2 separate regions of the Homo sapiens genome follow, and region 1 is linked to region 2. Evidence: read pairs that join two places in POLR2A ChIA-PET (ENCODE). Cell type or tissue: PC-9. All regions are shown on one strand. Each heading gives the region's core, and the rest is flanking DNA. Links, peaks and the distances in the headings are about the cores only.

Region 1 (15,642 bases), core at 4,899-12,898, 63 kb after region 2:
CCATGAGCCTTGTGTGTTTATCATCCATTCAGCTTCTCCCTTAGGAAGCGTAACACAGAGCTATGCACTCATATCTCTGCAAAACACACCTTTATGGAATGTTTACTGCATCAACAGGAAGGAAGGGATGTCCCTTTGGTATAGTGATTAAGGGAGGGGGCTCTGGATTAAATCTGGATTAGAACTCTAGTCCTATTAATTATTAGCACACTGACTTTGAACACATCCCTCAAGCTCTCCTAACTTGTTTTTTGAAACATGGGGAGAATGACAGTATCTTCTTCATAGAGATGTTGTGAGATTTAAATGAGAACATACTTTACTTTTGTAAATATTTATTGATTGTCTTCCATGTGCCCAGCATGTGCTAGGAACTGTTGGTCATAAGAGAACTGTATGTTTCATTATTCTTGGTTTCAAAGAGTAGGAAGAGAAAACCAGATCACAGAATAAAAGCAAAGCACAGTGTAAGTCAAGATGATCACATGGCAGAAAGACAGGCAGAGTCGGGTGGACAGTGGCAATGAGGAGGAGAGCTTGGTTGTGGGGACAGCAGATGTGCAGGGAGCCGTGGGGGTCTGCACTGGGCATAGGGTGTAGCCAGGCTGTAGAGGGCCCCAGTGCTGGACCTGCATCTGAATGCAGTCTGGTAAGTAATTCCATATCCCTCTTCATTAGATCCAGTTCTTACCTTTTCTTCCATGTCTGTTTTAGTCACAAGCACCTCTTCGGCAAAGCCCACCTCCCTCTCTCGCTTGATTCCCCGGCCATCCTTATCAAAGACCTTCCAGGTGAACAGGCAGCCATCCTCAGCAGCAGTCAGCAGGAACTGATCATCAAAGGTAAGCAACATCTGAAGAGAAAAAGGGTCATGGCCAGGAAGCTTTCAAGGCCACAGATGACCAGGGCTGAGCCAGCTGTTGCGCAAGGCTTCCCCCCATGCAATCCTGGGCACAGCCTCACAGGGAGGTAAACTTGATCCCAGGTAAGAATGAGAGAGGAGCCCTCACAGGCATCTGTTAATGAATAGAAGAAGTAAGGTTACGTCTACATTCTCTGTGGATTTGGAATCTGAAGAGTCAGCTATTATCTAGAACGAACAAGAAACTCTCAAAACTCAACAGTAAAAAAGCCAAACAATCCAATCAGAAAGTAGACAAAAGATAAGGAGACATTTCACCAGGGAAAATACACAGATGGCAAGTAAGCACATGAAGAGATACTCCGCATTATTAGCCATTTAGGAAAATGCAAAATTAGGACCATGATGAGATATCACTACACACCCATTAGAACAGCTAAAATAAAAAACAGTGACAACACCAAGTGCTGGCAATGATGCAGAGAAACTGGGTCTCATACATTCTTGGTAAGAATGTAAAATGGTACAGCCACTCTGGAAAATAGCTTGGCAGTTTAAAAAAAAACAAACCTGAATATACACTTACCATATGATTCAGCAATTATACTCCTGGGCATTTATCCCAGAGAAATGAAAACTTATTTCCACACAAAAGCCTGTATATGATTGGTCACAGCAGCTTTATTTATAATAGCTGAAAACTGGAAAAAATTAAAAATATCCTACAATAGGTGAATGGCTATACAAACTGTGATTTGTTTTTCATGGAATACTACTCAGAAATAAAAGGGAATAAACTATGATTGATACACAACACAACTTGGATGGATTTGAAGATTTAGCTGAGTGGAAAAAGCCACAATCAGGACATTAAGCTAAAAAGCTTCTGCACAGCAAAGGAAACAATCAACAGACTGAAGAGACGACCTGTCGAATGGGAGAAAATATTTGCAAACTATTGCTCTGACAAAAGACCAATATCCAGAATACCAAAGAACTCAAACAATTCAACATTAAACAAACAAAAAAATCTAAAAATCTCATTAAAAAGTGGGCTAAGGGGCGGGCGTGGTGGCTTACACCTGTAATCCCAGCACATTGGGAGGCTGAGGAGGGTGGATCACCTGAGGTCAGGAGTTTGAGACCGGCCTGGACAACATGGTGAAACCTCATCCGTACTAAAAATACAAAAATTAGCTGGGCGTGGTGGCAGGCACGGTAATCCCAGCTACTCGGGAGGCTGAGGCAGGAGAATCTCTTGAACCCAGGAGGGGGAGGTTGCAGTGAGCCGAGATTGAACCATTGCACTCCATCCTGGGTGACAAGAGCAAAACTCTATCTCAAAAAAAAAAAAAAAGTGGGCTAAGGACATGAATAGACATTTCTCAAAAGAAGACATACAAATGGCCAACAGGTATATGAAAAAATGCTCAACATCACTAATCATCAGGGAAATGCAAATCAAAACCACCATGAGATACCATCTTACCCCAATTAGAGTAGGTATTATCAAAAAGACAACAAATAACAGATTCTGGCAAGAATGTGGAGAAGAGAGAACTCTTATACACTGTTGGTGGGAAGGTAAATTAGTACAACCACTATGGAAAACAGTATGTAGACTTCTCAAAAAAACTAAAAATAGAACTACCATACAATCCTGCAATCTCATTACTGGATACTTTTCTAAAGGAAAGGAAATCAGCAGATTGAAAGGATACCTGCGCTCCACCGCCCCCCCCATATTTATTGTACCACCAATAGTAAAGATATGGAATCAACCTAAGTGTCCATCAGTGGATGAATGAATAAAGAAAATGTGGTATATATACCCACTGGAATACTATTTGGCCGTAAAAAATGAATGAAATCATGTTTTTGCAGCAACATGGATGGAACTGGAGGTCGTGAAGTTAAGTGAAATATGTCAGGTACAGAAAAACAAATATTGTGTGTTCTCATTCATATGTGAGAGCTAAAAAATGTTGACCCTAGTCGGGCATGATGGCATGTGCCTGTAATCCCAGCTACTTGGGAGGCTGAGGTGGAAGAATCGCTTGAACCCAGGAGGCGGTGGTTGCAGTGAGCGGAGATCATGCCATTGCACTCAAGCCTGGGCGACAGAGTGAGACTCTATCTCAAAAAAAAGAAAAAAAAGTTGACCTCATGGAAGTAGAGAGTGGCATGATAGATACTAGGGAAGAGTGTATGGGTTGGTGGGGTGCTAAAGAGAGATTGGCTAACAGATACAAACATTAGATAGAAGAAATCAGTTTTCTTTTCTTTCTTTCTTTCTTTTTTTTTTTTTTTGAGATAGAGTCTGCTATGTTGCCCAGGCTAAGAGTGCAGTGGCACGATCTCCCAGCTCACTGAAATCTCTGCTTCTCAGGTTCAAGCAATTCTCCTGCCTCAGCCTCTCGAGTAGCTGGGATTACAGGCGTGCACCACCATGCCTGGCTAATTTTTGTATTTTTAGTAGAGACGGGGGTTTCATCATGTTGGCCAGGCTGGTCTCAAACTCCTGACCTCAAGTGATCTGGCTGCCTCAGCCTCCCAAAGTGTTGGGATCACAGGCATGACCCACGTGCCAGGTCAAAGAAGAAATAAGTTCTAATGTTTGATAGCAGAGTAAGGTGACTATAGTTAACAACAATATATTGTATATTTTTAAATTGCTAGAAGACAGGACTTGAAATGCTCCCAACACACAGAAATCATAAATACGCGAGATGGATGGAAACCCTAAATATCCTGACCTGATCATTACATGCTCTATGACTGTAACAAAACATCACAGGTACTTCATAATATGTACAAATACTACGTATCAATAAAAAAGCCATTTTCAGAAGGCCACATACAGTATAATTCCATATACAGTTCTCAAAATGACAAAAGTTATGGAAATAAGAACAAATTAGTGGTAGGCAGGGATTCGGGATGATAGTCGGGAGGAGTGGTAGGACTCTGAAGGGCAGATGGAGATCTTTGTGGGGATGGAACGGTTCTATAGTGTGATTGTAGTGGTGGTTACACAGACTGTACATGTGAGAAATAATTCAGAACTACATACACTGTGGACCATGTCAATTTTCTGGTTTGATATTTTGCTACAGTTCTAGAAGATGTAATTACTGGGGGAAACTGATTGAGGGATACACGGGAACTCTGTGCCATCTTTAAAATTTCCTCTAAACCTATAAGTATTTCAAGATAAAAAGTTAAAACAAAAGGATTAACTGTGAAAAATGTCTTCTCACAATCAGCAGTATGTGTCAAGAATCTTGAGAATAGCAATACTCTTGAATTCAGGAATTCTCTCTCTAGGAATTTAGTCTTAGGAGAGAATCAGAGATGCACATATAAATTTGTAAACTGGGCTGTTCACTATAGATCATAAGATAATTTAAATGCCTAATTGCAAGAGAATAGTAAGTTACAGTCCATCATAGGATAGGATATTTGTGTAGCTACTAAAATCATGCTTCTGAGGAATATTTAATTGTATGGACAAACGCTTACAGTAGTGTGAAGTTAAAAACTAGCAGGCCACGAGACTGGCCTCACAGTATGATCTTAATTTTATTTAAAACACACACACATGGAAATGTAGAAGGAAATGCATCAAAGAAATGATGATACCATTATGAGGATTTTTTTTTTTTTTTTTGGAGACAGAATCTTGCTCTGTTGCCCAGGCTGGAGTGTAGTGGTGCGATCTCGGCTCACTGAAACCTCCGCCTCCCAGGTTCAAGCGATTCTCCTGCCTCAGTCTCCCGAGTAGCTGGGACTACAGGTACGTGCCACCACGCCCGGCTAATTTTTTGTATTTTTAGTAGAGACAGGGTTTCACCGTGTTAGCCAGGATGGTCTCTATCTCCTGACCTCATGATCTGCCCGCCTTGGGCTTCCAAAGTGCTAGGATTACAGGCGTGAGCCACTGCGCCTGGCAAGGATTTTTATTTTTAAAATAAATATGCATTGCTTCTATAATCAGAAAAATAAATATGTTATCCACAAAACTTAGCAGATCTGAAGGGAAGAGGTGGAATATGTTGTAGTAATTTACTTTGGACCCAAGGCCCAGGCTTGGTACAGAAATGTTCTGTTTTATAATGAGAAACCTTTTCTTAATACAGCTAGTGTTGCAGGTAAGCCACTAAGGAGTTTGGGATATAACTCAAAACCTCAGGTGCTGTGTCATTCAATCTGCAGAAAGAGAGAGTAAGGAAGAAGAGACACATACCTTCCCAGTGCCTGTTTTTTGGGGGGTCCAGTGTAGGTATAGACATTACTTTTTTTTTTTTTGCACTATGAATAACTTTTAATTTACTATTGGCTATGATTTCTTGGCAACCATTTCGCGTGCAAGATAATTCTTTTTTATTTCATTTTTAAAATTGTCGTAAAATACATATTCTGTAAAATTTGCTATCTTAACCATTTTCAAGTGTACAGTTCATGTTATTAAATACATTTGTAATGTTGTGCAGCCATTGCCACCAACTACCCCCATAATCCTTTTGTCTTGTAAAACCAAAACTCTATACCTATGAAACAATCATTCCTCATTCCCCCTTCCTGCAGCCCCTGCCAACCACCACTCTGTCTTTGTGATTCTGACTGCTCCAAGTATCTCCTAAAAGTGGAATCACACTGTACTTATCTTTTTGTGGTTGGCCTTATTTAATTTAGCATAACATCCTCAAGGTTCATCCATGTGGTAGCACATTGCAGAATTCCCTTCCTTTTTAGGCAGGGTATTGTTCCATTGTATAGATATACCATCTTTTGCTTATGCATTCGTCTGTCGATGGATGCTTGGTTGCTTCCACATTTTGACTGTTGAACATAGATACTACTTTATGAGAAGGGTGAATGGAAGGACAATTTACAAATGTGTACTCATGGTATTGCCCCTGGGGTGGCCTTTTGTACCCTCAGGGAGAGGTAGGGGCCAATCTTCAGGGCTATGGCTCCTTTCAGTCTGGGGCATTCTCTGGAGGAGGAGGCAGCTGTGGTCAAGTGCAGCCCACACTCACGGCAGCTACGGCATCCACCAAACGGCCCCTTATTATGCATAATATTATGGTGAAAACGTTGTACATACATTTTTAGGTGTATCTCTGATGATTTCCTAGGCTAAATTCCTGGAAGTAGTTTAAACAAAGAGTATATTCATAGTCAATAGATGGTGATTCAATGAATGATGGATGAATAAATAAGAGAGAAGAAGGAGAGAGAAAAGACATTGGGAGGTTGAAGGGATGAACAAGGCACGTAGCAGGCAGGTGTGGGACTGGGTTCCTGGGGAGAGGGCCCTGCTCACCTTGGTGATAGGACCGGCATGGGCCTGGTACTCATTGAATTCCTTCTGCAGAGGCAGAGGGTACTTCATGGCACGAATGGTTCCCACCGAGGTGCCCACAAACATCATGCGTCCAGAATGCGAGATGACAATGGCGGTGTAGGTGACATCAAACGCCGATATCTCTCGAAGGATCTGAGACACAGGCAGCTCTGCTCAGTGTGAGGGGTCGAGCTGTGGCCCCCACGTCCCAGTGCCATACTCTCTCGCCCTCTGCTCTAACAGATCCCTAGGGGCTTGTCTTTAAAAAATGCTTTTTCTATCCCCTTTTGGCATCCGGTATAGTGCCTAGCACAAAAAAAGGCGCAAACTAGATATTCCTTGTTGTGTTGCTGGTAAATAACCAGGTTCATGAGTTAGGAATAATACTAATAGAGAGAGATATTCATATAGCACTTACTATGTGCCAAGCACTGTTCTGTGCCTTCTCCATGTTGCAACTCATTCAATCCTCACGAAACCCTCTGAGGCAGTTACTGTTATCCCTAGTCTATGGATGACGGACCATCTGTGTGAAAGGCATTTGCTTCAACTCATGTACCTGGGTGGGCTCCAGTCTCTGCTTTGACTGCTATGCATGGGTGCATTTCAAAATGAGAATGGGCTATTGCTCATAAATGCATTCAGCAAGCATTTATTAATGCTCATTACATAAGCAAAACCATACATTAGTCTCCCCTTATCCTTGAGGGATATGTTCCAAGATCCCCAGTGGTGCCTGAAACCACAGATAGTACTGAACCCTATATATACTATGGTTTTCTCCTATACGTACATAACTATGATATGGTTTAATTTATAAATTAGGTCCAGTAAGAGATAAATAATACCTAATAATAAAATAGAACGGTTATAAGAATACTGTATAAAAGCTGTGTGAATGTGATTTCTCTCTCTCAAAATATCTTACTCACAGTATGGTACTCACCTGTTTTTGGACCTTGGTTGACCACAGGTAACTGAAACTGTGGGTAAGGTGGGACTACTGTACTATCAGAGCGCCCCTTCATTCCCTCACTCATTCATGCACTCATTCACCCACCCACCTACACACATATTTTTTTTTTCTTTTATTATTATTATTGTTATACTTTAAGTTCTAGGGTACATGTGCACAACGTGCAGGTTTGTTACATATGTATACATGTGCCATGTTGGTGTGCTGCACCCATTAACTCGTCATTTACATTAGATATATCTCCTAATGCTATCCCTCCCTGTTCCCCCCATCCCACGACAGGCCCCGTTGTGTGGTGTTCCCCACCCTGTGTCCAAGTGCTCTCATTGTTCAATGCCCACCTATGAGTGAGAATATGCGGTGTTTCGTTTTCTGTCCTTGCGATAGTTTGCTGAGAATGATGGTTTCCAGCTTCATCCACGTCCCTACAAAGGACATGAACTCATCCTTTTTTATGGCTGCATAGTATTCCATGGTGTATATGCGCCACATTTTCTTAATCCAGTCTATCATTGATTTGGGTTGGTTCCAAGTCTTTGCTATTGTGAATAGTGCCACAATAAACATACGTGTGCATGTGTCTTTATAGCAGCATAATTTATAATCCTTTGGGTATATACTCAGTAATGGGATGGCTGGGTCAAATGGTATTTCTAGTTCTAGATCCTTGAGGAATCACCACACTGTCTTCCACAATGGTTGAACTAGTTTACAGTCCCACCAACAGTGTAAAATTATTCCTATTTCTCCACATCCTCTCCAGCACCTGTTGTTTCCTGACTTTTTAATGATTGCCATTCTAACTGGTGTGAGATGGTACCTCACTGTGGTTTTGATTTGCATTTCTCTGATGGCCAGTGATGATGAGCATTTTTTCATGCCTACACACACATTTATTGAATGCTGTGCACCACACAATGTGCCAGCTAGTAGGGCTGCCAAGAGGAGCAAAAGATGGCCCTGCCCTAAAGGGGCTTTATTCTGGCACAGCACTGATAGCTGCCATTGAATTAGGACCAGGCTACTCGGGGGTACACAGGAGAGTCACCATACTGTCAGCTGTGTTCCAGCCACGGGAGATCTGCCTTGGGCTAGCTTGCTGCCGTGGTATCTACGCACTTTCCCAGGCACCAGTCACAGGAAAAGTGGGAGGAACCAGCTGGAGGAGCGCACAGCCCATGTTTGTATGATGCATCCTTGCTGAGCTCCTCTCTTTTCCCTTCACTATTTGGAGCCCAATGTAACTGTACGGTTTCAGAGTTTGGGGATTTCAAAAGAATACAGTGGCAAGCCTAGGTGAGAGCAGCTCACTGCACAGTCATGCATCGCTTGATATGGGATACATGGTTAGGCTATTTTGTCACGCAAACATCACGGAGTGTATTTACACAAACCTAGCTGCGACAGCCTACTATACACCTAGGCTATGTGGTAGAGCCTACTGCTCCGAGGCTACAAACCTGAACAGCATGTGACTATGCTGAATACTGTAGGCAACTGTGACGCAATGGAAAATATCTGTGTATCTAAACAGAAAAGGTACAGTGAACATTTGGCATTATAATCTTATGGCATTACAATCTTACAGTCCATGTGGTCCATCATTGGTGTTACTCAGTGCATACCGTAGTTAGGTTTTTACCCCAGGAATGTAAGTGCAGACCAAGGGTAAGAGTACAGTTTAGAGATGACATGACCTCCATGCCTGGAAGGTGGGAGAGAAGTTACAGACAGCAAGTAAAAGGGAAATGAAAAAGAGCCCCGCAATTTACAATTTCACCCAGTCAGGAAGGAAACTAGGCAGGAAATTCAGGAAGTGACGATAACTGAGCTAATCTAAAAGGAATGAGGAGCCTGATGTTATCTTGGGAAGAAGGGGCCCTGTATGCAGAGGCCCTCATTCCGTGCATACTTTGTGCTGTAAGCACGGGAAGCTGTCCCTGCAGATCCGTGCACCAGCCCAGAGGCGGGGCAGGGGCAGACTCACCAAGGAATCTGCAATCTCCTTGAGGGTGTGGTCTGATCCAACAGCAAAGATAATTTTGGCATCGGGGGAGACAGTAACACAGTTGTAGCTGCAAGACTTGAGCACGCATTCTGTCTCTCTCTTTCCTGTGGACAGATTCCATTCATACACAGCACCATCTGTGCCACCAGAAATCAGTTTGCTATCATCTGCATTCCACACAATTGAGCGAATCTGCAGGAGAGGAAGACATATCCAGTGAAGAGTGTACACACACTTACACCCTAACACAGAAAAGGGTGCAAACTCCTTAGGTGCTCCACTAGACTGAGCAGAACGTCCTTTCCTGCTGTAGGCCCTTCTGTTAGCACAAAACATAGCTTCTTGTGAACGTTCACATTCTGTTTTCTATGACGCTTGCAAATTACTGAAGATGAAACACTCTCATTTCTTTTTCACTTTATGAACGTAAAGACTGAATCCTACAGGTTTCTTAAGGCTAGAACCAACCAATTATTGCTGTTTTTTCAAAACATTTTTGAAATAATTATGTATTCACAGAAACTTGCAAAAATAGCACAGAGAGAGTGGACTTCTGGAATGGCACGGTAAGAACCTCAACTTGACCTTCTCTCTGACAATGTAGGTTAACTGGTAAATATGATAAAAAATAATCATTTAAAGTCTTTAGAAGGCTGGGTGCAGTGGATCACATCTGTAGTCCCAACACTTTGGGAGGCTGAGGTGGAAGGATCACTTGAGCCCAGCAGTTTGAGAATAGCCTGGGTAACATAGTGAAACCCTGTCTTTATAAAAATAAAAATAATAAGCTGGGCATGGTGGCATGTGCCTGAGGCAGGAAGATGGTTTGAACTGGGGAGGCTGAGGCTGCAGTGAGCTATGAGTGTACCTCTGCCCTCTGGCCTCAGTGACAGAGTGAGACCCTGTCTAAAATAAAATAAATAAAATGTCTCTGGAAATTGTCCTCAGGGAATACAGCAAATGGAAAAACATTTATTCAAGAAAATCTACTCAATCCCAGTAAGAACAGAGTCTGCTGCATTTAAGCCATGACTCGCTCTGTTACGGCCTCAGCTCCAGAAACTTCACTGCTGTGCACTCTGGGCAGATGTGGCCAAGATAAGCGACTCCCTCTCCCCATAGCTCCTGATCTTGGGCTATGGTTTCGGTCTGGAAAGGGAAACTGCTGGGATTTCTTATTCTTACCCCAGCCCCATGTTGCAGAAGCTCTATTCCAAGCAGGTGTGGCCAAGAGGGCTCAGACTCTCTTCCCCTCGGCCCATTGTCACTTGTTGGAAGAAACTCCACTCTAAGCTCAGCATACTGAGAATAACTGTGCCCTAATGATTCCTGACCCAGTTTGCTTATAGAGTGAAAGTTCCAAGCCATGAAGGGCAAGCCAAAAAGACCAGGGGCTTACATACGTGCACACACACATACACACGCATGTGCACACACACGCACACACCTCAAGTGTCACTCACAGAAGTGAGGATGTTACTCCTGGAAAAGCAGGTCCCCGCCCCAGCTCTGGTGCAGTGGAGCAAAGGTTCTGTCTGTGGGAAAGTCAGGTGCTAAGACAGGGAGCTCTACAGCTCTGCTTGAGGGGGCTGACTTTATTTGGAATAGAACATGGAAAAGTCCATGCCTATGGGCATTGTCTAAAACAGTGGAGATCTTGGTGGAAAGTGATTAAGAGGAGGCTGATAACTCCAGGATGTAAGCAAAATGATATAGAGGAGTGGAATTTTGATAGAACAAGGGAAAGGGACAGAGAAGAAGAGTCCTTCAGGGATAACAGACAACTCTAGAGGCTGGAAGGTCTTGTGTATGTGTTAGACTGTACTGATTCAGGTGCAGTCAGAGTGGGATATGAGGAAAACTTGAAAGCATCTCCTAAGCTACACAAAGACCCGTTAACATAGGGCAGAGTCTCACTGGCACAACGGGCCTACCAAACACAACAGTCTACCAAATGCGGAACATTAAGCTCTCCCGACCCAGGGGCATCTCCTAGGAAGCCAGGCTTAAAAATGAAATCATATTCATCCCTCGCAGCCTGGAAGACTCTGTGCATGCCCAAGGCTGTACCCTCTTATGAACAATCAGAAAGGGGTCATCCAAACTACCAGTCTCTGGCTGAACATGATGCAAAAGCCATCACTCTCTGAACTGTGATAGCATTTTCCAAGCCACACATAAATCTGGTAGTAAAAGGTAAAAACCTAATTGTCTAAGGGGGTTTATGCACCATCTGTAACTAATAAGCAGCTTAGGCAACTCATGGGCAACCCTAGGTAGCCAGGCTAAAAGAAAAGATGAAAAATAGATCTGAGTAGTGATATGAGACACTGCTCACTACAGGGGAAACAGACTTTACAGAATTAGCTCAGCCAAGTCACGAAACAGATAATCAGCCAACCAACCAACAACAATGCCCTGGGGGGACACATATTCAGAACTGCTACAATATATTGTCTAAAATATTCAGCCAACAAAAAATTGAAACATAAACAAACAAACAAACAAACAAAAAGAGTGTAACCAATAAGAAAAAGAAAGAAAGAAAGCATTCAGGCAATAGAAATTGCCTTTGAAGGGGCCCAGATGGTAGATTTTGCGGACAAAGACTTCAAAGTAGCTAATACAAATAAGTTCAATTAACTAAAGGAAACTACGCTTAAATAATTAAAGGAAGGTAGGATGACAAGCCTCATCAAATAAAGAATATAATAAGAAAACAGAAATTAGTTCAAAAATCAAATGGAAATTCTGGAGTTGAAAAGTACAATAACCAAAACGAAAAATTCACTGGAAGGCTCAACAGTAGATTTGAGCTGGCAAACTTGAAATAGCTCAATAGAGATTGTGCAATTGGAAGAACAGAGAGAAACACTAATCAAGAAAAATTAACATTAACAGAGTTTCAGAGAAATGTGGGCATCCATTAAATGCACCCACGTATGGTACTGTAATGAGAGCACTAGGAGAAGAGAGAAAAACAACAAATATTCAAATAAATAATGCTGAAAAATCTCAAATTTGTTGAAAAACATTAACCTACACATCCAAGAAGTACAATAAACTCCAAGTAGGATAAATGCAAAGAAATCTAGATCCAGACACATCAAAAACAAAATGTTGAAAGCCAAAGATAAGAAAATCTTGAAAGCTGGCCGGCCACGGTGGCTCACACCTGTAATCCCAGCACTTTGGGAGGCCAAGGCAGGTGGATCATGAGGTGAAGAGATCGAGACCATCCTGGCCAAAATGGTGAAACCCTGTCTCTACTAAAAATACAAAAATTAGCTGGGCATGGTGGCGCACACCTGTAATCTCAGCTACTCAGGAGGCTGAGGCAGGAGAATCGTTTGAACCCAGGAGGCAGAGGTTGCAGTGAGCCGAGATGGTGCCACTGCACTCCAGCCTGGTGACACAGCAAGACTCCGTCTAAAATATATATATAAATATATATTTCTATCTGTGCTCATGAAAAAGACTAGCTTATTTTTTTTTCTTGTGGTGTCTTTGACAGATTTTGGTATCACAATTATTTTGGCCTCATAGAACATAACTGGAAAGTATTCCTTCTTTTTCCAATTCTCTAGAAGAGTTTTTTTCAAGATTAGTGATAGTGTTATTTTTTTTTCCTTAAATGTTGATAAAATTCCCCAGTGATAAGATCTGGGCCTAGAGTTTTCTTTGTAGAAAGGTTTTAAGTTACAGATTCTTCTTGTTTTGTTTTGTTTTGTTTTGTTTTGAGGCAGAGTCTCACTCTGCTGCCCAGGCTAGACTGCACTGGCATGATCTCGGCTCACTGCAACCTCCATCCCCCAGGTTCATGCCATTCTCCTGCCTCAGCCTCCCGAGTAGCTGGGACTACAGGTGCCCACCACCATGCTCGGCTAATATTTTGTATTTTTAGTAGAGACGGAGTTTCACCGTGTTATCCAGGATGATCTCCATCTCCTGACCTCGTGATCCGCCCACCTCAGCCTCCCAAAGTGCTGGGATTACAGGTGTGAGCCACTGCGCCCAGCCTACAGATTCAATTTTTATAGGAATTTGTCAGTTTCATCTATATATTAAAATTTATTTGCATAAAGTTCATAATATCCTTTCAATTTTTTTTTCATTTTGTTTTTTTTTTGAGGTAGGGTCTCACTCTGTTACCCAAGGTAGAGTGCAGTGGCATAATCTCGGCTCACTGCAACCTCCGCCTCCGAGGTTCAAGCGATCCTCCTGTCTCAGCCTCCTGAGTAGCTGGGATTACAGGTGTGTGCCACCACACCCGGCTGATTTTTGTAGTTTTAGTAGAGATGAAGTTTCACCATGTTGGCCAGGCTGGTCTCGAACTCCCGATCTCAAGGGATCCGCCTGCCTCAGCCTCCCGAAGTACTGAGATTACAGGCGTGAGTGACTGCGCCCGGACCCCTTTCAGATCTTTTTAATGTCTATAGGACCTTTAGTGATATCCCCTTTTTAATCCTCATATTGGTTGTTGGTATCTCCACACTCTTAATTTTTTCTTCATCAGTCATGCCAAGGGTTTGTCTATTTCGTGTTTTCAAAGAATCAAATTTTGGCTTTGATGATCTTTTGTCTGTTTTCTATTTTATTAACTTCTGCTCTTATCTTTATTTCCTGCCTTTTATTTGAATTTAATTTGCTGTTCTTTTTCTAACTTCTTGAGATGGATGCTTATGTATCTTTTTTCATTTCTAACACAGTATATGTATTTAAGGTTATACATTTCCCTGTATGCATAGCTTTAGCTGCATCCTGTATCTGTATTTGTAAAAAATGTTACACATGTCATTCTAACATATATCCCTAATTAGAGACCAGTGTTTTAAGTACTTGTAAAGTGATGAAACAAATGGCTGTTTTCCTGGACTGGTGAGCTTGGGCATCAGAATCACTTTCTGTACTTTCATCCGCATCTCCACAGTCACTTGAAGACTAATTATATTGCTGAAGCTGAGGAGGCTCAGCAGCTCTCATTAATAATGTCCGTGGGCCAGGCGCGGTGGCTCACGCCTGTAATCCCAGGACTTTGGGAGGCCGAGGTGGGTGGATCACCTGAGGTCAGTAGTTCAAGACCAGCCTGACCAACATGGAGAAACCCCGTCTCTATTAAAAATACAAAATTACCCGGGTGTGGTGGTACATGCCTGTAATCCCAGCTACTCAGGAGGCTGAGGCAGGAGAATCGCTTGAACCTGGGAGGCGGAGGTTGCGGTGAGCTGAGATTGTGCCATTGCACTCCAGCCTGGGCAACGAAAGCGAAACTCTGTCTCAAAAAAAGAGTTTGTGTTACTTGGGAGGCTGAGGCAGGAGAATCGCTTGAACTCAGGAGGTGGAGGTTGCAGTGAGCCGAGATCACGCCTCTGCACTCCAGCCTGGGTGACAGAGTGAGACTCCGTCTCAAAAACAAACAAAAATGCTTGTGTTTACATAGCACTTTCACTTTCCACACATTTTTACTTTTCCTTCCAATGATCTGTTATTTGCTAAAGTCAACGGTCAGTTTTGGACTTTACATGACCTCCCTCTGACATCTAGTACCACTGACCACTTCAACCTTTCAGAAATTGTTTAGTTCCTTGGCTTCTTTGAGATAATTATCTGATTCCAAGTTCTCTTTGTATCTTTATTTTCAGTCTTTCATCGGCTCCTCTTCTTTCACCAGTCTCTTAAATGTTGGTCTTCCCTCTGCTGTCCAATATTCTTCTCAGATTCTACATAGGCCCTTGGTGATCTAATCTATGCCTCTGACTTCCTCTACTTTCTAATTCCCCGAATCTTCATACTCAGCCCTGACTTCTCTCCTGACCTCCACACACATACATCACACTTCTGGGCACGTCAAATATCACATGGCCAAAATGGAACTTCATCTCTTTCTTCTCTCTGCCTCCGCTACTAAAGTCATGGTTTAGTTCCTAACCCAGCTTTCACCTTCACATCCTAACTGCTCTCCATCACTCCAATTTCCTTCCACTCTAATCCTTCCTCAATACTGTTCAGAGAGTTACCTTTCTGATCCCATTACTTTCTTGCTTAAATCCTTTCCGTTGTTTCTCGTCACCTAGAGACTAAAGTCCAATTCCTTGGCATGGCATACACTACCTTCTGCGATGCAGCCAACCTTTCCTACTCCCTCTATCATTGCTCAAATGTGTCCAGTGTTCCAGCCATATGAACCAATGAGCACTGTCCTATTTCATACCTCCATTTCATCATCTCCAACAAGTCCTTCTGCCTAGAATGCCTCTCTTTTCCAATGGCCTCTTATCTCCAAATTCATCTGCTGACTTCTTACCCTTTCTATGCCTCTCCCTCTTAATCATGCCTCACATCTAATCTACTACTCTAGGACCTAGTGATTTTACTTTCTTTTTTTCTTTTGCTTTTCTTTCTTTCTTTCTTTCTTTTTTTTTTTCAGACAGGGTCTTACTCTTGTC
Region 2 (15,642 bases), core at 4,816-12,815:
AAGCCACCAACATGACGTTTAAGAAACTCCAGCAGTAAGCCGGGTGAAGTGGCTCACGCCTGTAATCGCAGCACTTTGAGAGGCCGAGGCAGGTGGATCACGAGGTCAGGAGATCGAGACCATCCTGGCTAACACGGTGAAACCCTGTCTCTACTGAAAATACAAAAAATTAGCCGGGCGTGGTGGCGGGCGCCTGTAGTCCCAGCTACTCGGGAGGCTGAGGCAGGAGAATGGCGTGAACCCAGGAGGCGGAGCTTGCAGTGAGCCGAGATCACACCACTGTACTCCAGCCTGGGCGACAGAGCAAGACTCAGTCTCAAAAAAAAAAAAAAAAAAACAAAACAAAACACCAAAGAAAAAACACTCCAGCAGTATCCTAGCAGACTGGCAAGGTGAGTTGAGGGCACATGTTACCTGAATTTAAATCCTGGCTCGGCCATGTATGCTGGGAGACCTTGGGCAAGTTACTTAGCCTCTCAGTGACCCAACTTCTCAGTGAAATGGGGATTACAACAGTACTTACCTCATAAGGTTGTTAGCAGGATTAAATGAGTCTATGCCAAGTGGAACGGAGCAAGTGCTCTGCAGTGTTAGTGATATCCTTGCGGGCACCCCGAGGGCAACAGCTCCTCATAAGAGGTAACCTGTGTTCATTCTGAGGGAGACGCTTGCCCCATCTCCTTCCTCCTCATTCCCTTCCCGCTGGGGATTTGACTGTCTCTTTCTCAGGACTTAGGTTGGAAGATCTGGTCAGGACAGCAAAGGGTTTGAAATAGAATCTCTGCTGCTGTAGAATAATAGTACTGATGTTGTTCTAGCACTTTTATTTTGAGACGGAGGTCTTGTTCTGTCACCCAGGCTGCACTGCAATGGTGCGATCTCGGCTCACTGCAACCTCCACACCTCCTGGATTCAAGTGATTCTCCTGCCTCAGCCTCCTGAGTAGCTGGGACTACAGGCATGTGCCATCACGCCCAGCTAAGGTTTTTGTATTTTTAGTAGAGACAGGGTTTCACCATGTTGGCCAGGCTGGTCTTGACCTTCTGACCTCAAGTGATCCGCCCACCTCGACCTCCCAAAGTGCTGGGATTACAGGCGTGAGCCATCACACCAGGCTGTTCTAGCATTTTCTTACAACAGCCCTGCTTAATCCATGTTATAGATTGAGAAGATGAGGCTCAAACAAGTTCACTGCAATTTGCCCACTCCGCAATAACACCATTATCTCACCTTGAAGTAACGATGAAATAGACTCAGAGAAGGACTGTCTCGGCTGTTGGACTCTCATCTTGCCTGGGCTGGGTCCTCCCACCTTTACCCTCTACAGTGAATAGCGGCTGAGAAGTCCCAGGGTACAAGGTCCAGTTTTGGGAGAGCAGGTCATGAGGGTAGAGCTGGTGTGTCCCATCTCTGGCCGGGCCTGGCCCTCAGCTTCTATTGCCCTCCAGGTATCTGGGGTGGCTGCCAGGGCTATGCCCAGGGGAGTCTCACAGGTCCCCTGCAAAAGGCAGGAAGGCAGCCCCTGTCCTTGTGCTCCTGCATGAGCTGAGTATGACGGGGCATGTGCAGGTCCCTTGGGGCCTGGAGGAAGCTCCTCCAAGGTCTGAGACCTGAGTGTCCAGAGGCCCAAGGTCTCCTGTGAGATGTGACTGGATGTGATGTGAGGACCACCTGGACTGGACCAGATTTGGCAGTTTCTAGAGCATATTCTTCCAGTCTCAGATATGAAGGGACATGGCTGAGAACCTAGAGTTTGAATGTTAAACCCAGGAGGGACATGTGTCAAGCTCCTCTCTCCACCTCACTGCCACCGATGGGAGCCTCTAGGTCCAGACAAGGCTGTGCTGTCTCTCCATCAGCCCTTGTTTTGGATTTTTCCTTCATCCAATGCCAGTTTAGATTTCCAGGTCTGGACCCTTCTTTGTGCTATTCCTTCTTTCTGGGATACTCTTCCTAACCTCTCTAGCTGGGCCAACTTCTTCTCGTCCCTCAGTGGCCAGCCGAGACGGGCTGTTTGGCCATTTCTTCTCATTCTTTTTCTTCTAAGGCCAATCCCTGGCTCCACACCGCAGCCAGCAAGTCCCAAATCCTATTCTGGCCACAGTACCCTACTCCCCTGGCGAAAGTCTTTCCATGTTTTCCAGTGTCCTGAGGACAAAGTCCAAATTCCTCTGCTGGGCTGCCAAGGCCATTGGACAAGTAGGAGTAAGTGAGGATAGATTTGGTGGGGGCCGTGGTGAGGGGCTCCTGTCACGGGCTCTCGCCTTCTCATGAAGAGAGGAGGCTGTCTTTTGCTGAGAGTGGTGTTTGGGGTGGGAGGATGTGGGGGTTGGGGGTGGTGAAGAGGGTGGAGAGAACTTCAGAGTCACGGTAGGAGCAGGAGCCAACCAGGAAAAGGCAGTGTCACTGAGGAGCCGCAGTGCAGATTCAGCTGAGAACTTCTTTTTTGTATTTTTGGTAGAGACGGGGTTTTTGCCATGTTACCCAGGCTGGTCTTGAGCTCCTGGGCTCAAGCAATCCACCCGCCTCAGCTTCCAAAAGTGCGGGGATTACAGGCGTGAGCCACCGTGCCTGGCCTCAGCTGAGAACTTGATAGAGGAGTTCGCAGTGACAGCAGGCTGTCTGGCTGTACAGATTTCTCTAATGGCCACTCACAGTGGGGCGGGCGCATCCAAGGCAGATGGATGGATTTGTCTATGGAGGGGGTTTGGCTGGGAGGGTGGGACCCAAGGGCAGAGGGCTAAGGACTTGACAAGTCCCTCAAAGAGCAGGTGAAATGATGGCCACAGAACCTTAACTAGATGGTAAGGGGGTGGGCAGGAGGGGGCAGTGAAGTCAGGAGGCAGCAGCTTTACAGAGGGAGAACGGAGATGCCAGTGGGCTTCTGGTTGCAATGGAGGCAAAGAAAGTATTCAGTGAAATGATTTGAGCAGGCTGCAGGCAAGAGGTTGTGGGAAGCCTACTTCAGTGATTGAGGAGGTAGACACATTTCTTCCCTGCCCGTGCTTTACCTAGCTGGTACCATCACCTGTCTCCTGTTACAGTTGGGTGTCCATTACCCTATGGGATCAGTGCCCTGGGGCCATGAGCCCTAGTCTCCATCTCCCGTCCTTCCCAGGAGAGCCTGGTGCTCACCCACTCACCCACGGCAGCTGCTCAGTCAGATGCTTATGCCAGGTAACCCTCTCTTTCCCCATTTTCTAAGCCTCTGGGCTTCTGTTTTTTCTTTAGTTTCTTAAAAGAAATATTGTAAATAGCCGGGCAAGATGGCATGCGCCTGTAGTCCCAGCTACTCGAGAGGGTGAGGCATGAGAATCGCTTGAACCTGCGAGGCAGAGGTTGCAGTGAGCAGAGATCACGCCACTGCACTCCAGCCTGGGTGACAGAGTGAGACTTGATCTCAAAAGAAAAGAAATAATGTGAGAATTGCAAAAGAGTCTAACCCTGTCTCAGATGAAAGGAAAGGGTATTTCTCCCCATATTACAGGAAAGCAGGACATTCTGTAGTCCCATATCAGGCCAGGAGTGGGTCATAGTGATAGATTGCCCTTGGGAACTCAGGAAGAGTGAGAACTGAGGTAGAGAGCAGGGGGCTTTGGGAGGGACAGATTCAGGGCCAACAGGGGCAGTGGCCTACCTTCCCTATCCCCTCCCAGCTATAGGTGGGTCTCTCCTTGCTCCTTGCACACTCATTGCCATCTGGCCATGCCGGAGTCCTTCATCCATCCAATAAAGAACCTACTCTATGTCGGCTGGGTGTGGTGGCTCACGCCTATAATCCCAGCACTTGGGAAGGCTGAGGTATGGGCAGCCACAGACAGGCTCTGAGGCAGATTTTCGTTTTAGCTTTAGGATGATCACTCTGGCTCAAGGGATGTGTGTGTGCATGGCAGGGGGAAGGGGAATGAAGAGAAAAGAGCAGAAGCAGGGAGAGAGGAGGAGGCCGATGTGCCACTCAGGCAGGAATGAAGAGGGTCCCTTCTGGGCAGTGAGCATGAAGATATGGATTGTCAGACAAATCTGTGTGAGGGAAACCAGAGGAGTTGGTGATTTGTCAGTGGACTTGGGTGAGGAGACAGTGACGGTGCCAACTAGCATTGCACCGAGTCTCTACTCTAGATGCCCCCTGAGCGTGGCACCTCCGGGTGAGAGAGAGGAGCTCATTCAAGATGAGAGGAGCAGGGTCAGTTTTGAATATGGTGGGTATGAGGCACCCTTGGAGCACCCAGGGGAGCCATTTCTGTTGTCCTTGGCGTTCTGGGACACGCCTTGTCTTTCTCTCCCAGGTCTGTTCACGCTGTTCCCTCCCTCCACTGGCAACACTCTTCCCCTCATCTGTCAGCCCCGTGTTTTCTCCAGGAGACATCCTTGACCTTTTCTGCTGAAAGCCAACTTTTTGTTGTCAGAGCCTCTGTAGTTCTACTGTAACGTTTCTTTGGAGACAGGTCTCATTTCCCTGCTTTTCTGGGCATCTTCCACGGGCTTCATGCAGTCTGCACCTCGAGAAGCAGGAAGTGATGAAACACTTGAGTGCTGCTTCCCGTGGCTCACCATCAGCCAGGAAATGGCACTGCATGCTACAGAGGGGAGATCCTCCCAGGGCTGACTCCAAGCAGGAAGTGACTCTCACCACCCTAGGGGATTTGAAACACCTCTCCCATGCCCAGGAACCTAGAGCAGGCCAGCTGGTGCAGCCACTGCCCAGACGTGGGATGTTCTGGTTTCAGAGGTGGGGCAGGGAGATGTAGCCTCCCAACCACCCTCAGGGAATCCGCTGAAGAGGCACAACCGAAGGGAGGTGCAGTTGCCAGAGAAACCAGCTGATAACACCAAACACTTAAGGCCTCATATTGAACTAGCATGTGAGCAAATGCGAAGGACTCAGGTCCCTCACCTCTCCCTGGGACTGGAAACCGACCACCTTCCCAAGGCTGGCATCCACTCCGTCCTCTCCCTACCTAAGAGGAGAAACCACAGGCCTGACTGAGGAGACCCTCAAGGCACGGTTTATGAGGCTGAGATAGGAGTGAGGAGTTTGCTTTGGATGGGGCGGGGCTTGGGGTAGGGGAGGAAGGGTCTCTGAGGTGAGATCCTGAGATGGAGACAATGACAACGGCAGCCGCCATTTTATTGCCAATCAGCCATGAGCCCCGCCTTCCATACACAATGACATTTCATCCCCACAATCGATTAACACAACCATGATAGCCATGAACTCCCAACTCCTCCAGCTGCTAGTGCTCAACGGGAGAGTCCCCTCCAGGTCTGTCTCATTGCAGAGCCCATATTCTTTCTGCCTGGCCAGCAGTTACTCTCCTCAATGAGCAGGCACTGGTGCAGTCTTGGGTGGGCACCAGTCACCCCTATGGAAATCCTTGATGGATGTTACAGGACAGGATTGGATGTGAGGGGTCTTGGAAATGGGGCTCAAGAATCTTCATCATGAGGCGTTTCTGCGCCTACTGACCTGAGATACAGAGAGGAAGTTCCATGGACACCAACACCCAGTTCCAAGGAGGCACACATTAACCTTCCCATGATGTGGATGTGTGGGAACACATGGGCTTTTAATCACACGCCATGCAATCCACAGAAGAGCTGACCCAGCCTGGGGGCATACACGCACTCATGTGTACTCAACGTTCACATGCACTCACACCCTGGCTCGGCTCTGGGGACGCTGAGGCCGCTGTGAGAAGAAGGACGGCTCTGGCTCCGTCAGATGAGGCTGGCAATGCTGGATGTGGTCTCGTGACGCCGGCCAGCAGACAACTGTCCTGAGATGCTGAAGATGCTGCCATGGCCGCCATGGCCACTGTGGGTGGAGGGAGTGGCCATACAGATGGAGGGGCAGTGTCCGCTCACACCCACTTGATACAGCAGCAGGCCCAGCAGCAAAAGCGAGCCCAAGGCAGCCAGAGCAATGCCCACAGACAGCATGGCGGCCAGCGGCCGAGCAGGGGCAGGGGCGGCGGCCAGCCCGGCCAGGGTCAGGCCGGTGACCAGCAGCACGAGGCCACTGAGCAGCACCACGAGGGCGTCGGCCCCTCCACCACTGCGCAGCAGGGCCACATGGTGGGCCTGGCGGATGCAGTTCATGTCCTGCACAGCCGAGCTCATCAGCTGTTTCACCAGAACCAGCAGAGCCAGCAAACAGAGCACAGTGCCCGTTGCTAGCCGCCATTCACCTGAGCGGCTGCTGGTGGTTGACAGCAGTGCCACGCCGCCCGCGCCACAGCCTGCCACGAGGCCCACGGCCACGACGAAGCAGAGCGCCGAGCGCCGCGGCTGCTGGGACCACCACAGCTCCACCTGCTCTGCCAGCATGTCCGGGGGCAGCCCCCGGCCCCCTGGGGCTTGAGCCTCCTGTTCAGACATGGCTTGGTCAGGCAGGGGTCAGGGTAGGAGGTCAATGTCAGGGGTCAGAGGGTTCAGATCACAGCCTGGAGCACCTGCCACCTGCTTGGCAGCTACAGGCCCAGAGTCCCATTCCTCTCACAGTCCAGGATATGGTCACCCTCACCTGTAGGGGAAGGATCACAGTCTTACCTTCCCAGCCCACCTGTCCCCCACGGTCCCACCTGGGAGCCTTGGGGATGATCCCTGAGAATCCACCCCAGTGTTCCCCCGAATCTCCCCTGGGATAGCCCCCTCTGCAGTACTGTCCCTTGGGAATGGCTCTCCAATGACCCCAGGGGAGTACCCTGCCCATAGGGTACCCCCTAAAACCCTCCAGGGAATCCCCTCACCCAGGCCCTGACCTCTCTGCCTCTGGCTCTCTCAGTCGCTGGTCCCATCCCGGCTGGCTGAGGGAGCTGGTGCCACGGTGGACGATGGGACGAACAGCCAGAGATAAAGCCTCATTCAGGATCCTACTCACATGGCCTCAGCTGTCACCACTGGTTCCTCGGGAGGAGCTGTGGGGATGGAGGGGGCGCTTATGACTTAACCCTTCTGGAACCAGAAGCCTGACTGACCTTGACACTTCTCTTTTAGGGCTGTGTCTCCTCCTTCTCTGTGGGTTAGGACCAGACCCCTAACACCCTCCCTCCCCTAACATCCCATCCAATCTCACAGCCATGAGTTTGGTAATATAAGCTGCCAGTTCCCAAATTCCTCTCTCCAACCTACATCTCCGTCCTGAGTCAATTGTCACCTTGATGTCCCTGTGATGCAACAGGTCCCAACCCAAGCTCGTTGTCTTACTCCAACCTGTTCCTTCTGCGTTCCTCACTTCAGGCATGGCATCACTGCCCTCTCAGCCAGCTCCTCCTCCCTCTGCTGTATCTAATCCACGTCCTGTCCCTGGGGCTCCACCTCTAAACATTTCTCTAGCCAGTTCCCTGCTCTCGTATCCTTGGCTCCCGCCTCCACCTCCTCACTGGTCTTTCTGCTCCCCTTGCTCTTCTCCACACTCGCCATTCCCCCATGCCATCCTCCTCCACGATTTCTCTAAAGTGGAGCAAAGGAAAAAGGAGGGCTCTGGATTTGAACCCCAGCTCCAGTCCTTCCCACCGGTAGGAACATGGCCAGGCACCTAACAGTGGCTGCTGATTTAACCTGTCCTCCAGAGGAAAGCATGTCTCACATTGGGCAAAAATAAAGCACATGAGGTCCCTGCCTTCAAGGAGCCCCAGTCTGCAGCAGAAGACAGAGACAGAAGCAAGCAGGCCAGTGCCTGTGCTAAGTGTGGGTGTGGGTTAGTCAGCCCAGAGCCCTGCAGAGCCCAGGAGAGGGGTCTGGGGGAGGGGCCAGGAAGCCTGAATGGTTCGTCTCTTAGAGCCTCAGTCTCCTTGTCTGAAAAGTGAAGACAATAACATTTATCTTGAGGGGTGGGGATGAGTCACCTGACATCTTCGTTTCAGAATTCCAGTGGGGCCTAGAGCCTGCATAGATGCTCAAAGCGTGCTTTTTGAATACATGAAAACGATGTTACCCCTCCAAGGCAGGACAGGGCAGAAGACGTAGGTCCTGGGTCATTCTGGGAATATTACTATGTGGCCGTGCACAGGTTACATCCTGACGAGGTATCTGTCCTCCCGGAGACTCCTCTGCAGAGGCTGACCCCTACCCCCGAGGTGGGCGGGGGCTGGTGCCGATGCTCTCAAGGAAGTGGGGGAGGTGGGCGTGGCCGTGGAGTCAGTCCCAGCATTCCCCTGGGCTGTGACTTCGTTGGTCTGAAAATGCTTGCACAGGTGTGCTGAGACAACGGGTGTCAGGCTGGGGGCGGGGTGGAGGTTCTCAGGGGAGAAGCGAGTGGGAGAACATGGGGGCGGTGGGGCGTTGGGGGACAATGGGGGAACTCACGAGAAGCCTGGATGTGCTGGATCCGATCCGAGAAGGCAGGGCCGAGCAGGTGGGGCACTCTAGCTTGGTTTCCGGGGAGACACTTCACCTGCCTAACCTGCACTCAGGTGAGCCTGCCGGGAGGAGGATGAACAGGTGTCGTTTCCAGGGCAGGGCCTGAGCCGATTGGCTGACGTGGCACTGCTCCTTCTGCTGGGCTGAGGCATTCCTGTGAAGGGAGGGGCTTCTGTCCGCTGCAGTTAGGGCTCGGAACACAATTCGCAGACCTGGGCAGCAGGAGGAATGTCGTCTATCTGCCCCAGAGCCTGGGCGCCAACCCATTCCACAGCTCCGACCCCGATTTAGCTTTAGCTCCAGCTTCAAAACCAACCCCTAACTCTAGCTGCAGCTGCAAACCCTAGCTAGAACTCCCAGCTTCCACCCCTGCCCCAGCTCCTGCGTCACATCTCAGCCCCAACCCCCAGCCCCATTTCCAAATTCAATTCCAGTCCCAACTCCAAATCCAACCCCTAATCTGGCTAGAAACCTCAGCCCCCAACTCCTAACTCCAACTCAAATTCTGGACTAAGGTCCTAGATCCCAACCTCACGCTCAGCCCGAACCTCGACTCCTGTTCCTGAATCCAGCCCCCAAACCCAACGCCAACCTCAAACCCAGCTTTAGCCCCAAATTCCAACATCAGCGGACCCCCAAACACAGCCCCAGTACCTCCATCCCTTGGCCCTAGGCTGCAGCCTCCAAAAGCCCCGTGCTCATTCTCCCTCAAATGAGCCCCACAGACTGGATCCTACTGGGGAAGCAGGATTTGAGTGAACAGGGAGGAGGGGTGAAGGCCTTTCAGGCAGGAGACAGGAACTCCCAGAATAAACACTTCAGAAGAAATGCCACACTCCTTCACAAGGCTCATAAAGCCCCTGCCATATACACCAGGCCAGTCATTTGCCACTGGCACCCTGCCCTCCTCTCTGCCCTTCCAGTTTTTGAACTCAAGAGTTCTCCCTTGCCTGGGATATTTGCCACTCCCCAGCCTCAGTCTGGGCAACTTGCATTCTTCAACTGAGATGCCACCTCCTCCAGGAAGCCTTCCCTGACTTGCAGGCTGGTTTAGAGGTGCCTCTTTGGTGCACCCATGGCCCCTGTGCTTCCCCAACAACTACTCTTACTGCAATATGCTTAATTGCCTATTATGTATTTACCTGTCATTCCCTGCTAGATGTGTGGTCCCCAGCAAGCAGACGGACAGTGCCTCTTTTGCTAATCATCATGACCTCAGTAGCTAGTATGTAGGACGTAATCAATACATATTTGTTGAATGATTGATTAGCAGACTAAATGATAGCATGAACTGACAGCTGTGGGGGTTTTGAGCAGGAAGCATGTGAGAGGAAGCTGGAAAGACAAGTTTGGCTCAGGCTGTTCAGGGTCTTGAAGGCCCATAGTGAGGCACTTGGGCTGTGTAAGGGGCCCATGGAGGGTTCTAAAGTTTAATAGGGACATGGTGGGAGCTTCTAATAGGCAAATCTGGCACCACACACACACCACCCTCCGGACTGGTGAAGGGCAGGCTGGCTGGAGCTGTTGTAGGCTGTCCCTCATCTCCTGGATCAGCCCCTGTGATGTCTCTTGCTTTCTCCTCCTGATGTGTATGAACTAGAAAAGAAAAACAAGATCACCCTTATCTTGTTATTATCAGTTCACAAAATAATGGTGCTCGACCTGCTTTCGCATCTCTTTGCTTTGTTCTGCGGAGATGACTGGAGGCCAGTCATAATTCTAGAACAGCCCTGTCCGCTAGAAATATAGCCTGAGCCGCCGGGCATGGTGCCTCACGCCTGTAATCCCAGCACTTTGGGAGGCTGAGGTGGGCGGATCACGAGGTCAGGAGTTCAAGAGCAGCCTGGCCAACGTGGTGAAACCTCGTCTCTACTAAAAATACAAAAATTAGCCAGGCATGGTGGCAGGCCCCTGTAATCCCAGCTACTCAGGAGGCTGAGGCAGGAAAATTGCTTGAACTTGGGAGGCAGAGGTTCAGTGAGGCGAGATTGTGCCATCGCACTCCAACCTGGGTGACAGAGCAAGGCTCCGTCTGCGGGCGGGGGCTGGGGCACGGGGAAGAAAAAAGAAATATAGCGTGAGCTACATATATAAACTTTTCTAATAGCTGCATTCAAAAATGAAAAAGAAACCCATGAGATTAATACATTTAAATTAATACATTTTAATTCCAAAACACATTTTTATATATGTTATTGATGAGCTATTTTACAGTTTTATTTTGTACAGGGTATTTTATTTTTATTTTTAAAAATAGAGATGGGGGTCTCGCTATGTTGTCCAGGCTGTTCTCAAACTCCTGGGTTCAAGCGATCCTCCTGCCTTGGCTTCCCAAAGTGCTGAGATTACAGGCGTGAACCAAAAGTCTTGAAAATTTGGTAGGTATTATTTTATACTTACAGAGCATCTCATTTATCCCAGCCACACTGCAAATGCCCAGGCACCACATCTGTCATGTGGCTGTGTCCTTACTGGATGGCATGGCTTTAGATGTCCTTTCCCTCAGAAAAAGGTCAGTGCAGTCTGGATCAGGAGGATGGTTGGGCGGAGTGGGGTGGGGAGACAGTGGTGTGGCATTGCAGGTGTTCATCCTGCCAATTTGCAAAGCATTATAAAGGTATCCCCTTTATAATAAAGGGGCTTGACTCAGAGGAGCAGGGGAGCCAGGGGCCCAACAGGGCTTGCTGGCTGCAGATTCCTCTTGCACACATCTGACATTTATTTACCCACCCTGGTCCCCAGGTCCAGTCCCAGCCAGACCCATGGGCCAGCTGTCCCAGGCAGAGCTGCAGCAGGGGACCCATGAAATTTTCCTTCCTTTACCCCTTCCCTTAGGGGTTTGAAGGGAAATTTTTGGATGGGAGAAACAACACCTAAAAGCTTCGTTGGTTTAAACATTGATTGGGCAAGTCTCTATTCTAGTTCTGGGTCTTATCAAGTAACTTGGAGTCAAGTGGAAAGGCAGGCTCTTCACAGGGCTGTTGAACTCTGTCCCCAAAGCAGAGGTTGTTGGGGTAATTCAGATTGGTGACGGTGAAGGTCAGGAGGAGGAGGTGGCCGTGGGCACAAAGCGGAAGGTGCGGACGAACCACCCGCAGATCCACAAGAAGGTGGTGAATGGGAGTACTGTGGGGAGAACACAGAGGCTGTGGGGCTGTCTCCCAGCTTCTGCCATGTTCCCACCACAGGCTGTTCTCAACCCAGTGGCCCGAGTGATTCAGTTAGGAGGTGCAGAGTCCCTCCAGCAGCCCGCCTTCCTCAGAGGAACAGAGTCCTCCCACCGCCATAAGGCCCTCTCTGGCTTCATTCCTATTGCCTCAGAGCCTCTGCACCAGCAGCTCCATCTGCCTGGAATGCTTCTGACCCACATGGCTCCCTCCCTCCCTCCCTCCTTCAGGAATGTTCTCAAATGGCATCTTCTCAGGGAGACTTGTTGGCCACCTCATCTCAAATTGCAACCTCCCAGTACTTCCTATCCCCTGCCCTTGTGTTTTATTTCCTTATGTTTCTCCTCAGCACTATCACTCTGACATGCTATATATCTGTCTTATCAATCTGAAATGTTGTCTCCTAGATTGTAAGCTTTATGAAGGAAAGATTTGTGTGTGTTTACTGTCCTATCCCTACCTCCTGGAATAGGACTGGCATAGAGTAGGTGCTCAATAAATGTTTGTTGAATGAATAAATGGTGGAAAGAACACTGGATTTGGAGCTAGATTGATCTTGAAGGTTCAAGCCCCAGCTCTAGCTGTGTAACCGGAGAAAAATTGCTTAACCTCCTTGTGTCTCAGTCTCTTTCATTTGTAAGATGGGGATGACAGAACTTAGTTTATATAGTTGTAAGGGGATTAAATAATATAATTAGGCCGGGCACGGTGGCTCACAGCTATAATCCCAGCACTTTGGGAGGCTGAGGTGGGCAGATCACTTGAGGTCAGGAGTTCAAGACCAGCCCGGACAACATGGTGAAACCTCATCTCTAATAAAAATATAAAAAATTTGCCAGGTGTGGTGGCACATGCCTGTAATCCCAGCTACTCAGGCGGTTGAGACGGGATAATCGCTTGAACCCAGGAGGTGGAGGTTGCAGTAAGCTGAGATCGAGCCACTGCACTCCAGCCTGGGCAACAGAGCAAGACTACGTCTTAAAAAAAAAAAAAAAAAAAAGAATGAATCCATTCAGCATCCACTGATCGTATCCCTCCTGTGGACCAGGTGTTGTGGGGGTGCTGGAGATATAGTGTTAAGTGGAGAGGCACTGTTCTTTCCGTCCTGAGGACAGTCTCAGGGAACAATGGGCATAAGGCATAGCACCTACAGGCTTCCAATGCCTCCAGGCACCCACTCCCTTCTCAGTGAGTGACAGTTCCCTGAGATAGACATCTTTTGGAGTATTGGTCCCATTCACCATGACCATCCTCACTGCAAGGAAGAATCCCAACGACCAGATTATGTTTTCTGACCCACCACTGCAGCTATAGTTGATTAGACAGAGCCTCCGACTCAAGCTAGGCACCTAGATAGGTGAGTGTCCTTTGTGGGTCCAGACAGCAGGATCTGCTCCTCTCAATCTGGGAAATTTTTAAAGGAATTTCCATTTGTAGACGGAACAAGCCCAACTGACCGAGAGGGAAGCACCATGACTGTTTCAGGATGGACACTCTTGGGGACTTGTTTGTACTTGTGTGTTATGTCCCGGCAAGTGAGCGTCTTTTTTGGGTAGCAGATGGCGGGGTCAGCTCCTCTCAATTTGGGAAATTCCTTAAGGAATTCCCATTTGCTGGTTGATCAAGCCCAAACACAGAAGAGAGAGGAAGCACCCTGACTTTTCAGTTTGGACACTAAGGGCTTGTCTGTTGCTGCAGTAGTTGGATAGTGTTCTGGTGATTGTGTGTATTTGATATAGGCATGAGGAATTAGAATTTAATTTGGTAATCTTTTGCAATACTCTTTGGCCCCAAAATTGTTTGGAATCTGGAGTTTGCTGTTGAATGGGAACGTGGGATGGAGTTGCATGTATCCAGGCTTTTGTTCTGCTGTTTTAAGCAGAGTCGGGCCTAGTTAATATGTAATGTTTTCCTTTGGTGCTGTTTAGCCCCAGTGTTCTTTGGAGTCTGGGGAGGTTTGGCCCTTAAAAATCAAACTGCCATGAAAACTGCTTTACCCAAAATTTTGGCTCATAGCCTTTGTTGGATTACCTATCAGGGCAAACAAAGTGTAACCATGTAAAGCCGGTGAGTTTGTATTGCTATGGCATGGGTAAAGTTCCAAGGTATAAGCTATTGAATTTTCGCTTGTGTATGTGTCTACATACCTAGATGTGTTTATTTGTATGTACACTTACTGTTATATGTTGTGTTGGCTTATAAGAGCACTCATAAATTAAGCAAATAAGTCTAAGCAATTTTCAAGTTCACATGACTTAAGTAAATCTTTACTAAACACACTGGTTTTAAAATTATTGGTAAAATGAAAATATAAATGTCTTCAGAATTGTCAGCATACATTTCTGTCTGGATTTTATATTTGTCTCTGTTACATAGTTTGAGGCGTCAGAGTTTGGCATAGAAGGTTATAAAACTATAAACCCAGCCCAAACCAAATGATCTTTGTGCAAATTTTTTGATAAGTAAGACTAATGAATGTTGTTGGTTTAATGAAAACAGCTGAATTTCTGAGTTATTAGTTAAAATACCTATGTTTTTAACTTGGAGGCTTTTTTTTTTTTTTTTTTGAGACAGAGTCTCGCTCTGTCGCCCAGGCTGGAGTGCAGTGGCGTGATCTCGGCTCACTGCAAGCTCTGCCTCCCGGGTTCACACCATTCTCCTGCCTCAGCCTCCCGAGTAGCTGGGATCACAGGCGCCCACCACCACACTCGGCTAATTTTTTGTATTTTTAGTAGAGATGGAGTTTCACTGTGTTATCCAGGATGGTCTCGATTTCCTGATCTCGTGATCCACCCGCCTTGGACTCCCAAAGTGCTGGGATTACAGGCGTGAGCCACCGTGCCCGGCCCTTAACTTGGAGGCTCTTAAGTGAGCACCTGAAGTTCACTGGCTATGAAAAAACTGGTTAGGCTGGGTGTGGTGGCTCATGCCTGTAATCCCAGCACTTTGGGAGGCTGAAGCAGGCAGATCACTTGAGGTCAGGAGTTTGAGACCAGCCTGGCCAATGTGGTGAAATCCCATCTCTACTAAAAATACAAATTAGCTGGGTGCGCTGGTGCATGTCTGTAATCCCAGCTACTTGGGAGGCTGAGGCAGGAGAATTGCTTGAACCCAGGAGGCAGAGGTTGCAGTGAGTTGAGACTGCACCACTGCACTCCAGCCTGGGTGACAGGGTGAGACTCCATCTCAAACAAACAAAAAAAAAAAAAAAAAAAAAAAGGAAGAAAAAGAAAAAAGAAAAAAACTGGTTAACAAGGAAATAACCAACTTTAAATGATGGTGTTTAATAACTGTTTTCAGAAGTAATCTAGATAAACTGTTAAAAATGAAAGAATTGAATACATGTAAATGGGATAAATGTTTTAGGTAAACTTTTTGTGTAATTTTAAATCTTAAAATTATTTTTGATGCTCATTGACATCTGGGTCATTTTCAGTTAAGAAAGGGTTATGATATGGGGAAATATGTTTCTAGAAATTGTGGAATGGTTCTCAGCTATAAAATGCTCATATCTGATAGTTCAGGATTTATTGCTTCTTAGGGTTTCACTAAAATTTAAGGTTACCAAGGATAAGAATTATAGTTAATATATAATTATGTCTATAAAATGTGCCACAAATGTGCTATTTAGTGAGAAAAAGAATAATTATGTCTAATTCAGAAGTTATCTAAAAGTAAAGTTAATTCAAATTATGGACTTGAAAATGATTATTTATGAAACAAAGTAGTAAGGAACCAGTAAGTAAGGGAGAGAGGTGTGAATAAAGTCATGGATATGAAGATGTATTTTTGGCAAAGAAGATTGTAAAGAAAAGATAATAATTTTGTATGAGAAAGGATCTTGTGTGGTGAATTTTTTGTGTTGGAGTAAAATGACTGGTTATTTAAAGTAAAAACAAGAAGAAAAAAATCTGGGACTGGATGGAAAGCCCAGGCATGTAGTGCATAGTCTGTGTAAGTTGTATGTAGTTTTTCTTGTTTCTCTGCACATGCAGAGAAAAATAGAAAGTTGAAAAAGTTTTGGCTGGGTGCAGTGGCTCATGCCTCTAATCCCAGCTCTTTGGGAGGCTGACATGGGTGGATCACCTGAGGTTAGGAGTTTGAGACCAGCCTG

Evidence for each region. Peaks named below come from ENCODE experiments on the same cell type or tissue, not always from the same donor. Only the 100,000 strongest peaks of a DNase experiment are listed, where the experiment ranks them.
Region 1: POLR2A ChIA-PET joins it to region 2 with 11 read pairs; 2 of 35 experiments call an interaction of 5 or more read pairs at or near these places.

What each region holds. Positions count from the first base shown.
Region 1 is chr1:43,200,466-43,216,107 of GRCh38, reverse strand. CFAP57 (cilia and flagella associated protein 57) reads right to left here. Exons shown (of 23, transcript NM_001378189.1): 10 at 9,176-9,388; 11 at 6,192-6,365; 12 at 692-853. LOC105378685 (a long non-coding RNA gene) reads left to right here. Exons shown (of 5, transcript XR_007066041.1): 2 at 715-842; 3 at 4,541-4,658; 4 at 9,716-9,762. Among named protein-coding and RNA genes, the nearest start is that of CFAP57, 36 kb to the right of the region's middle. RefSeq lists an enhancer at 8,716-9,915. In PC-9, for the core only: no CTCF peak of the experiment used is centred there; DNase peaks (open chromatin) are centred at 8,627, 9,057 and 10,257; H3K4me3 peaks cover 1,679 bases; H3K27ac peaks cover 4,197 bases.
Region 2 is chr1:43,263,459-43,279,100 of GRCh38, reverse strand. It overlaps TMEM125 (transmembrane protein 125), which reads right to left and starts at 9,118. Exons shown (of 4, transcript NM_144626.3): 1 at 9,016-9,118; 2 at 8,308-8,420; 3 at 6,762-6,917; 4 at 5,099-6,523. The coding sequence starts at 6,378. The coding sequence ends at 5,719. RefSeq lists an enhancer at 8,984-9,487. In PC-9, for the core only: no CTCF peak of the experiment used is centred there; DNase peaks (open chromatin) are centred at 8,490 and 11,740; H3K4me3 peaks cover 1,973 bases; H3K27ac peaks cover 1,634 bases.